2 separate regions of the Mus musculus genome follow, and region 2 is linked to region 1. A link is a loop called in an ENCODE intact Hi-C map of the cell type or tissue named here. Cell type or tissue: gastrocnemius. All regions are shown on one strand. Links, peaks and the distances in the headings refer to the core of each region. The heading gives the core; the rest is flanking DNA.

Region 1 (2,500 bases), core at 1-2,500:
ACTCACCTAAAGAGCAGGAAACCCCCTGGTCTGTGATAATATTATGTATGTATATCATATACAGTTACAGACTCTTAATACAGATTCAGAATAGTTATTACAAAAAGCATCAAAACCCTCTAGGCATGACTGAACTTGTCTATAATCCCAGCGTTCAAGAAATGGAGGCAGGATCCAGAATTCAATGCTTAATTTCAGCAACACAGAAAGTTTGACACCAACCAGGGCTATGTATAACCCTGCATTCAATAATGAATGGATGGATGGATGGATGAATGAATGGGAGGAATGAAAGAAGAGAGGGAGGGAGGGGGGGAGGGAGGGTCAAACAAGCCTGCATATTTAATGCTACCTACCAATCCTAGACTGAGCTGGAGAACAGACTCCCAAAAGTTGTCCTCTAACTGCACAAGCACTCAAATGGCATGGGTGGGCACGCATGGATGGTCCATACACTGGACACGACTGCCCCAAGTCATGCCATAGATATAAATGCCTCTTACCCAGAAAAATCACCACATTGAAGATTCACAAGTTATTTTTTACTGAGTAAATCAAGGGCAACACCAACAAAAAACCCAAGTAATTAAATGTACTCTCGCCTAGTTACAAGACCTGAGTCTGACCCTGACCCTGAAAAGGCCCATTTTACAAAATATTTTTTTAAATTCCCCAAACTCACAACCTTACAAAAATGAATGGAAAAGCTAAAAATGACAAAACATGGAGCCAAGGGAGTAATCTCCACATTATTTACAAACTGTGACGAGCATCCCGAGTTCTCAAGAGAGCTGCATGTGAGTGTGCACTGGACATCTTGTGTGAGTGTGCACTGGAGGTCACACGTGCTGCTCAGTCACTGCATCCTATTTACGTTTAAGGTCAGCAGGATTTTTTGGTTTGTTTTTCAATTCAGAAGTCAGTATTAACTTCTTACTTCTACAGTCCCCATTCTGAAAATGGTTTATACAATATTTAAAAATCACAGCAGAGATATATTTATCTTACAATTACCAAAACAAAAGAACTTTCTTAATTTTTTACTCAAATGTTGAAGATATAATTCATTTTCTTTCTTCTCCCCATTATCTTTCCCTGCAGCAGTAGGGAATTAAACCTAGGGCCTTGTATAGGTGAGGCCAGTATTCTCCTATTGAGCAACAAACCCAACTGATTTTACCCATTAATATGATATACTGCCAAAGTAGCCTTCAGAGAATATGGAACTGTTCTCTTAAGATAATTACAGTCTGCAAGTATCAAATACACGTAATGAATACTTAAGTTTCAGTAATACGAAACTTCACTCCTTAAACTGCAGTGTTAGAGCACCCTCTGCTGTCTAGTTAGGTCATTCCAAAAAGGACAGTTTTCAGATGGACCAACACTTCTGTATCTCAGATAACTTAAAAGTTAGCAACACAAATGCATGAGGGCTGGGGCTGGGCTCCATGACAAAGACAAAGCACTTGTAACCTACAAAGGACTATGACCTAGAACCTATCTATGCACCAATAACGGTTTTTCTTTTTTGAGACAGGGCCTCTCTATATAGCTCTGTCCTGGAACTCACTATGTAAACCAGGCTGCCCTAAAACTCAGAGATCTGCCTGCCTCTGCCTTCTGAGTGTTAGGATTAAAAGCATGACCGTTATGCTAGGCTTGTCCTTTAACTTGTTGGACATTCAGTCTGTCTACTACTTTTCTTAAATAGCTTTCTGTTATAATTTGGGCAAATTAAAATAAGCAACTAGGAAATTAGAGAACAGATTAAGGGGAAACTGTTCAGCAGATTGACAGCAGTTCAAGTCATGAGCTGAAGCTCTTGTCAAGGCAATCACTGGCATACACCTGTTATCTCAACAGCTGAGAGGCCACAGTCAGAAACACAGTGATCGACACAAGCTTGGATAACAGAGTGAGCATTCATCAGCCTGGGATACAGAGATCCTGACTAGGAGGGAAAAAGACTTTCAAGAGAGCTGAGAATAAAGTTCAGAGGAAGAGAATTGCCTACAATGCCCAAGACCCCTGGTTCAACCCCCAGTGATGGGTGGAGGCAGGATGCTTTCTCAAAGGATGTAGGAAGCTAACATAAGCCAAATCACTCTACTGAAGTAAAAAGAAGAAATTGGTCCAAACATTATTGATGTGGTATCTAGGAGACATGACCTTAAAAATATAACCTAGATCCTAGAAGTTAACTCCTTCTAAGTTGTCCTTGTCAGCGACACAAGATTATTTATACCTAAGTAATTTCCTTTATTTCTTAGCCTCTTTCAAAGCCTCTTCATTTTAATATTTCCAGATTGGGAGAAAGTGCCTTAACCTATTTGTATTTTTCAAATTTTATTTTTAAATCGTCCTAGTCAACACCTTTCTGCAACCAAATGGATGCAAATGGAAACATGAATGCAGGAACCCAGTGTATTTCCACCTCTCCCACAGCCTTCCCTTTGTAACTTCTCTACTTGAAACAGGTTGGAAGCACAATAAATAA
Region 2 (5,415 bases), core at 1,490-3,989, 160 kb before region 1:
TTTCCTCTTTGGAAAGGACTTTTTCCGAGGGCAGATAAGAGGAGGATCCCCAAGTCTTCTGTATAACTTTAGTTACAGTAAACTGTGCCACTTCAGTGACTTCTGGGAATTCATGCACTTTCACATTTAAATAGAAAGTGCTATTTGTGGCTGAGGGCTCCTAAAGGAATTCTCTTCAGGGAATTCTATTGACTTTTTTTTTAATATGTTTTGTTTTTAATTTTTCTATCTGGCTCGAGATGCCCACGGATTAAAAAAACAAACAAAACTGCTGGGTGTTTCCCTCTTCCCCAATTTTTCTTTTCCTGTGGTCCATGGGAGCTCGGGAAGGCTGGTACTCAAGGATGCTGGCAGGATGCAACCCCTCTCAGGCTTGCCTGCTGGAGGATGAAAGAGACTGAACGCGCGCGCGCGCGCGGCAGAGGGAGGGGACCTAGTTGTTTTGAAAGTTGCTTCGCTAGGGAGCTGGTGGGAAAGTTCAGTTTTCCCCATTTGGAAAAGGCAGACTGGGTTCCGCTCCTGCACCACACGTGTTTTCCATTTTTAGCTTCATTCAGACGCAGGCAGCGCCCCTGCCTCTTCCTCCCCTTGTTTGTGACACTTCTCTGAGACAGCTTTTCCACAGCTCTGAGGGTCTGGCGGCCATGACCCCGGGCGTCCCGGGACACAGGACGCAGCAGCGCCCACAACACATTTCTGCCTTGAGTGATAAAGCCAAGGATTGTTCAAAGGTAGCTGTTCTTTCTCTCCCGATGAGGTTAACATATACATATACGCTTTTTTTTTTTTTTTCAGCCAAAGGCTGCATTTTAAAACCGTGCTTCTTCAAGGCAGTCTACTTTACACGGCTTTGGACTCTTACTCAACTGTACAAGTACTCCAAGCTTTTAAAGTCTTCAGAGCACCGTGTTAGTCATAGCCTCTAAGAGGGAGGCACAGGAGCGCCGGACAATGGGGATTAAAAGCCTTTCCCTTCTCTTCCAGGCTGCCCCCAAGTCTAGCTCCGGCTCCGTGAAGTTTCAAGGACTGGCAGAGACTGGGATCATGAAAATGGACATGGAGGACGCTGATATGACTTTGTGGACAGAGGCCGAGTTTGAAGAGAAGTGTACATACATAGTGAACGACCACCCCTGGGATTCCGGCGCTGACGGGGGTACTTCTGTTCAAGCCGAGGCATCCTTACCAAGGAACCTGCTTTTCAAGTATGCTGCCAACAACAGCAAAGAGGTAAGCCGGCTGCCTTCTTGAAGTCTGACTGGCAATTGGGCCAGCTCTCCTACTACTATCTCTGAGAACCGTGAGAATTTATATGCATTGGCAAATAATTGATCGCTCCAGTGGCTGTTTTCCTTGCTTTCTCTTCAAACCAATTCCTATTCATTTCTTCCTCCCTTCAGCTGTCCTATACTAATTAGTAAACAGTTAAATTTTTTGGCAAGTTGACATGTCTTGGGAAAGCTAACTGGCAGCACTGGTGGGCAGCATGGTAAAGGGCTCAGTGCTTCACCCCCTGGCCCTCTTGGATGACAGTTTTAAAGGAAAGAAACTTCCTTAGAAAAAGAAGTTTTTCCTCTGCTCATGAGATGGCTTTATTCTTTTAACGAGCCAGCTTTATTAGCTGGGTTTCTAAAATTATTCTCAAAACCTTGACGTGTTTATGAACTGAAGAGATGGCATTAACCAGGAAGAGGGTCACGTAAAAGTGTCCTCTGTCAGGATGACTTCACTAACCACCCTTTACCTGTGGCAGCTCCCTGGCCTGGGCCAGGCCGGCAGGTCCATGTTTTATGGCTTCTGAAGTGGGTACACTCTTTGTATCAAAGACACAGAACACCTGAGGAGCACCTGATTTGTGTTTATATAACAATTAGAGTCGGCTGTGAAGTGATTTGCAAAATAACTCCTTGCTCTGAGAATCTGGCTGCTGCAGTTGCTCTCCTGATGGCTTAAGTTGCTGAGGCTAGCCCTCAGGAGACTTCCCACCATCACCATTGCCCACAGTGCTGTGGTTTCTGATCCTTGCTGTCTTTGGGGAGCAGTGAAAGGAGGGATTCTGTGTTGTAAGGATTCCAGATTTGCTCCTAGGACTATGCATTATGAAAGTGCCAGGTCACTTTCCTCCTTCCCTAAGCGACAACATGGGAAAGAAACTCCAGAGTTGGGGAAACACTGTCTCTTTCCTGTTTGTGTGTCTCAGTTCAGGGTTTGGGGGGGGAAGGAGGGAGGTGGCAAAGACCGAGAGCTAAACTTAAAGAGAGGAATTCTACCTTGTGTTTCACTAAAGCTCCACTCTTTGTTCTATTTCTGATGGGAGACTTATTTGTTTTATGAAAAGCAAATTTTAAATTGTAGTTTGTGTATAAATACCACCAAAAAAAATTGTAACCCCAGAGGTCACCCTTAATTATACCTCTTTCTGAAAACAATGTTCTTCTCAACAGAAAGCCTCTGAGTATGTAACCCGTGGAGTCAATGTGGCGTTTGTTTGGGTATTTGAGGTCTGGCTGTGGCTTTAAAAGGTGTAGTGTGTTCTCCCCCCATCAGATTTGCCTAAATATTGGTCCCTTCAAAAAGGGCCATTCATGTCCTGTTGTCTCTGTAGCCTGTTGGGATAGAAATAAAGACTCCTGGTTTTTTGTCATCGGCTCTGTTCTCCTTCAGAGTCCTTCTCAGCTCAGCCCTATAAAGTTTTTCAATTTTTGTTGTTCTACTGAAAACTATGGCTGAACGGAGTTATGCTATTAGATCATTTAGTTCAAGGTTCAGATAGTCAACTTCCCCGAAGGCTAGAGTTACAGCCAGGCCCAGACTGGGAGCAAAGTTCTCTGATTGCTCCAGGTGTTTCTAGATCATGCTACTCTGGTCCCTCTTGGTGTCACTGTGGCTTTATTTATCTTAGCATAATTCAGGCACAGCTTTTCACTAAGCCTGTTTGATTCTGTTTCTTTTCTGCTGAATTCCTTCCCATCTCTGTATGTTAAGCAACCAGAAAGAGGCAGCTCTTGTGTTTCTGACAGGGTGCCCTTCACAACACACAGAAAGTCAGGGTTCTTTGAGCCTACTCTATGTTTTACCGAAAGAAAAGTCAAATCGTTGTGGTAGCACCTCTTCGGTCCTCAATCATGAAAGCCACCAGGAAACAAAATTTAAGCATCATCCTATCCTAAGCATACACCAAAATGTGGGCCTGTTTTTCCCTTCTCTCCAGCGCCTTCTGTTTTGAACTTTGGGACAGGTCCCTTGGGGTGGTGAAAGAGAAGGACAGAATTGAGCCATTGAGGGTGTGATAGCTGCAAACCAGTTCCAGGCCAGAAGCATCTAGGATGGAGGAAGTGTTTACATTACCATTGTTCAGTTAGTTCTGTGAGTTCCATGAGCTGTAGAAACAGGGAAAGGCCTTTCTACGTGTAGCTTTTATCTGACTGATCTGGCTTGCCCATCTTTAAATGTTTTCATTAAAATAGCAAAAGCTGTTACTTTATGTACTGTGTGCTGACATCCTGGGGACTTTTTTTTTAAAAAAAAAAAAAACAAGATCATTTTTCATTATGAATTTGTGCTATGTGTCAGCACCTTCCCACCCCCACCCCCACCCCCTTGATTTAAAAACAAAACATGCAAACTGTATTTCTGATCTTAACATCAATTTTTAGCTCTGGCTCAGAATCATTCTGTTCTTTTATTGGGGCCGTTTGATCATTCTTACTTCCTATTTCCAGATCTAAAACCAAGTACAAGCACACTCTTCAAAACTTTTAGAACGTTTAACCGGGTGGGTTCTTCTTCCGTGGGATTTCCCCCTCGTCCTCCTGAAATAATCTCTGAATATTTGACTGCATTAAAAAAAAATCAGTTTTGACATTGGGAGAGCAGTATCCAGGACAACTTTCTGCTGTCAGCTGAGGTGGCTTGTCCTCAGGCACTGTGTGGCTCCTCTGACTCTGGTCTGAAGTTGAGTGGTGACAAACATCAGGCAGATCTAGGGACATGGTGTCCATTCTGATTGAAGTCCATTATTAAATTGAGCCATCTGTATGGAATCTCAGCACAACATGCAATTCCACCTCCGGACTTTTTTATTTGGTAGTATGTGCCAGAGTGCCACCACATCTCCCTTCACATAAAGATAACACGAAGCAGGAGACCTTTCAAAAACACCTGCTAATTCCTTTGAAAACTGGACTGAAGTACAGACTTGATATCTCGGTCTATACCCTTATAGTAAAAATACAGGAAAGGAAATCTAATTGTTGGGCGAGATTTGGGGAGGGGAAAAACAGCAAGTAATTAAAGTAACCTTAATTTGAAGTGAGGAAACTCAGGCCACTTTTGGAACTGAATAGTGTCTCCTTTCAAATCCCCCTGCTTTCTACTGGGCTCCTATATCGAACACTCTCTAAATGGCTGTTTGTTTTGAAAGCAAACAAACAGACCTATGCTGCCCTTATCATCCGACTTTCATTCTGTACTCCCACTCCCACTCACTCCATCCTGCACTGTAGGAATCTTTCTTTTCTAAAGTTAAAAAGAAGCTCTGCTTTTTGTCTCTGAGCTCCAGTTTGTGTCCTATAGCCAAAGCCACTGACAGAGACAGATGTGCCCAGGTGGCAGAGGGGTCGGCTCCGCAAGTCAAGCAAGCCATGAAGAGCTTCCGTGGGGCTGAAGCATGGGCAGCCTAAGGAGGCCTCTTTCTCTTCCTGATGGGTGTAGGGAAGGCACACAGCAGCCAGTCCCCAGGAGTAATTCTTTAGGACCCTGGTCAGTTCCAGTGAAGTTTCTTTCCTCAGTTAGGTGAGCACACTCTTGGTCTTTTTAGCAGTGTGCAACTCAAAGCACAGGTCAAGTTTCTCTGTGCCCTCTGCTTGTTCCTAGGGTAGGGCACTGTAAACAATGGGTTAGGAAGATGGGTTGGGCTAAGACACTCATCTGGATCAGTTTCCTGCTTTCCATTAAGAACAACCCTGGCTCTTACCCCCATCCTAAGACACCCCACAATCACCATAACCTTAGAGCCGCAGTTTCTATGTCTTCTTTGATTAAGGAATCAGACATGGATTAGACGTGAAGGTGTTTATTGTGTGTTGTTAGCATGCTGAACTTGAGATGGCTATAGGTGGTTTATTTGATGTTCTTTTTTCTGAGATAGAATCTTGAGATGTCTGTAGTCGGAATGCAGGCCACAAGCTGCTGATCTTCCTGCATGCTATGATTAGAGGCATGCACCACACCACACCTAGTGAGACAGGTGATTTCGAAGCTACAGGGTTCCTCTAACCTCAGAATGCTGAATTGTGTGTCTCTGTTTACCTATCAGTGTGAATTTCCTCGTGTTCTTCAGCTCTGTGTATAGTAGGAATTTTAAATATCAAGGTCCTATTGTACTCATAAAAACAATCTAATATTGCATTTTGG

What was found. Peaks named below come from ENCODE experiments on the same cell type or tissue, not always from the same donor. Only the 100,000 strongest peaks of a DNase experiment are listed, where the experiment ranks them.
Region 2: it touches region 1 in a loop (6-fold over the local background); 22 of 42 quality-filtered maps call a loop at or near these places.

What each region holds. Positions count from the first base shown.
Region 1 is chr10:44,291,248-44,293,747 of GRCm38, reverse strand. All of the region lies in intron 3 of Atg5 (autophagy related 5), which reads right to left. Among named protein-coding and RNA genes, the nearest start is that of Atg5, 24 kb to the right of the region's middle. In gastrocnemius, for the core only: a CTCF peak has its summit at 1,335 (motif pointing left); no DNase peak of the experiment used is centred there.
Region 2 is chr10:44,452,440-44,457,854 of GRCm38, reverse strand. It overlaps Prdm1 (PR domain containing 1, with ZNF domain), which reads left to right. Exons shown (of 7, transcript NM_007548.4): 2 at 985-1,230. Among named protein-coding and RNA genes, the nearest start is that of Prdm1, 3.6 kb to the left of the region's middle. In gastrocnemius, for the core only: a CTCF peak has its summit at 2,872; no DNase peak of the experiment used is centred there; H3K4me3 peaks cover 1,851 bases; H3K27ac peaks cover 1,868 bases.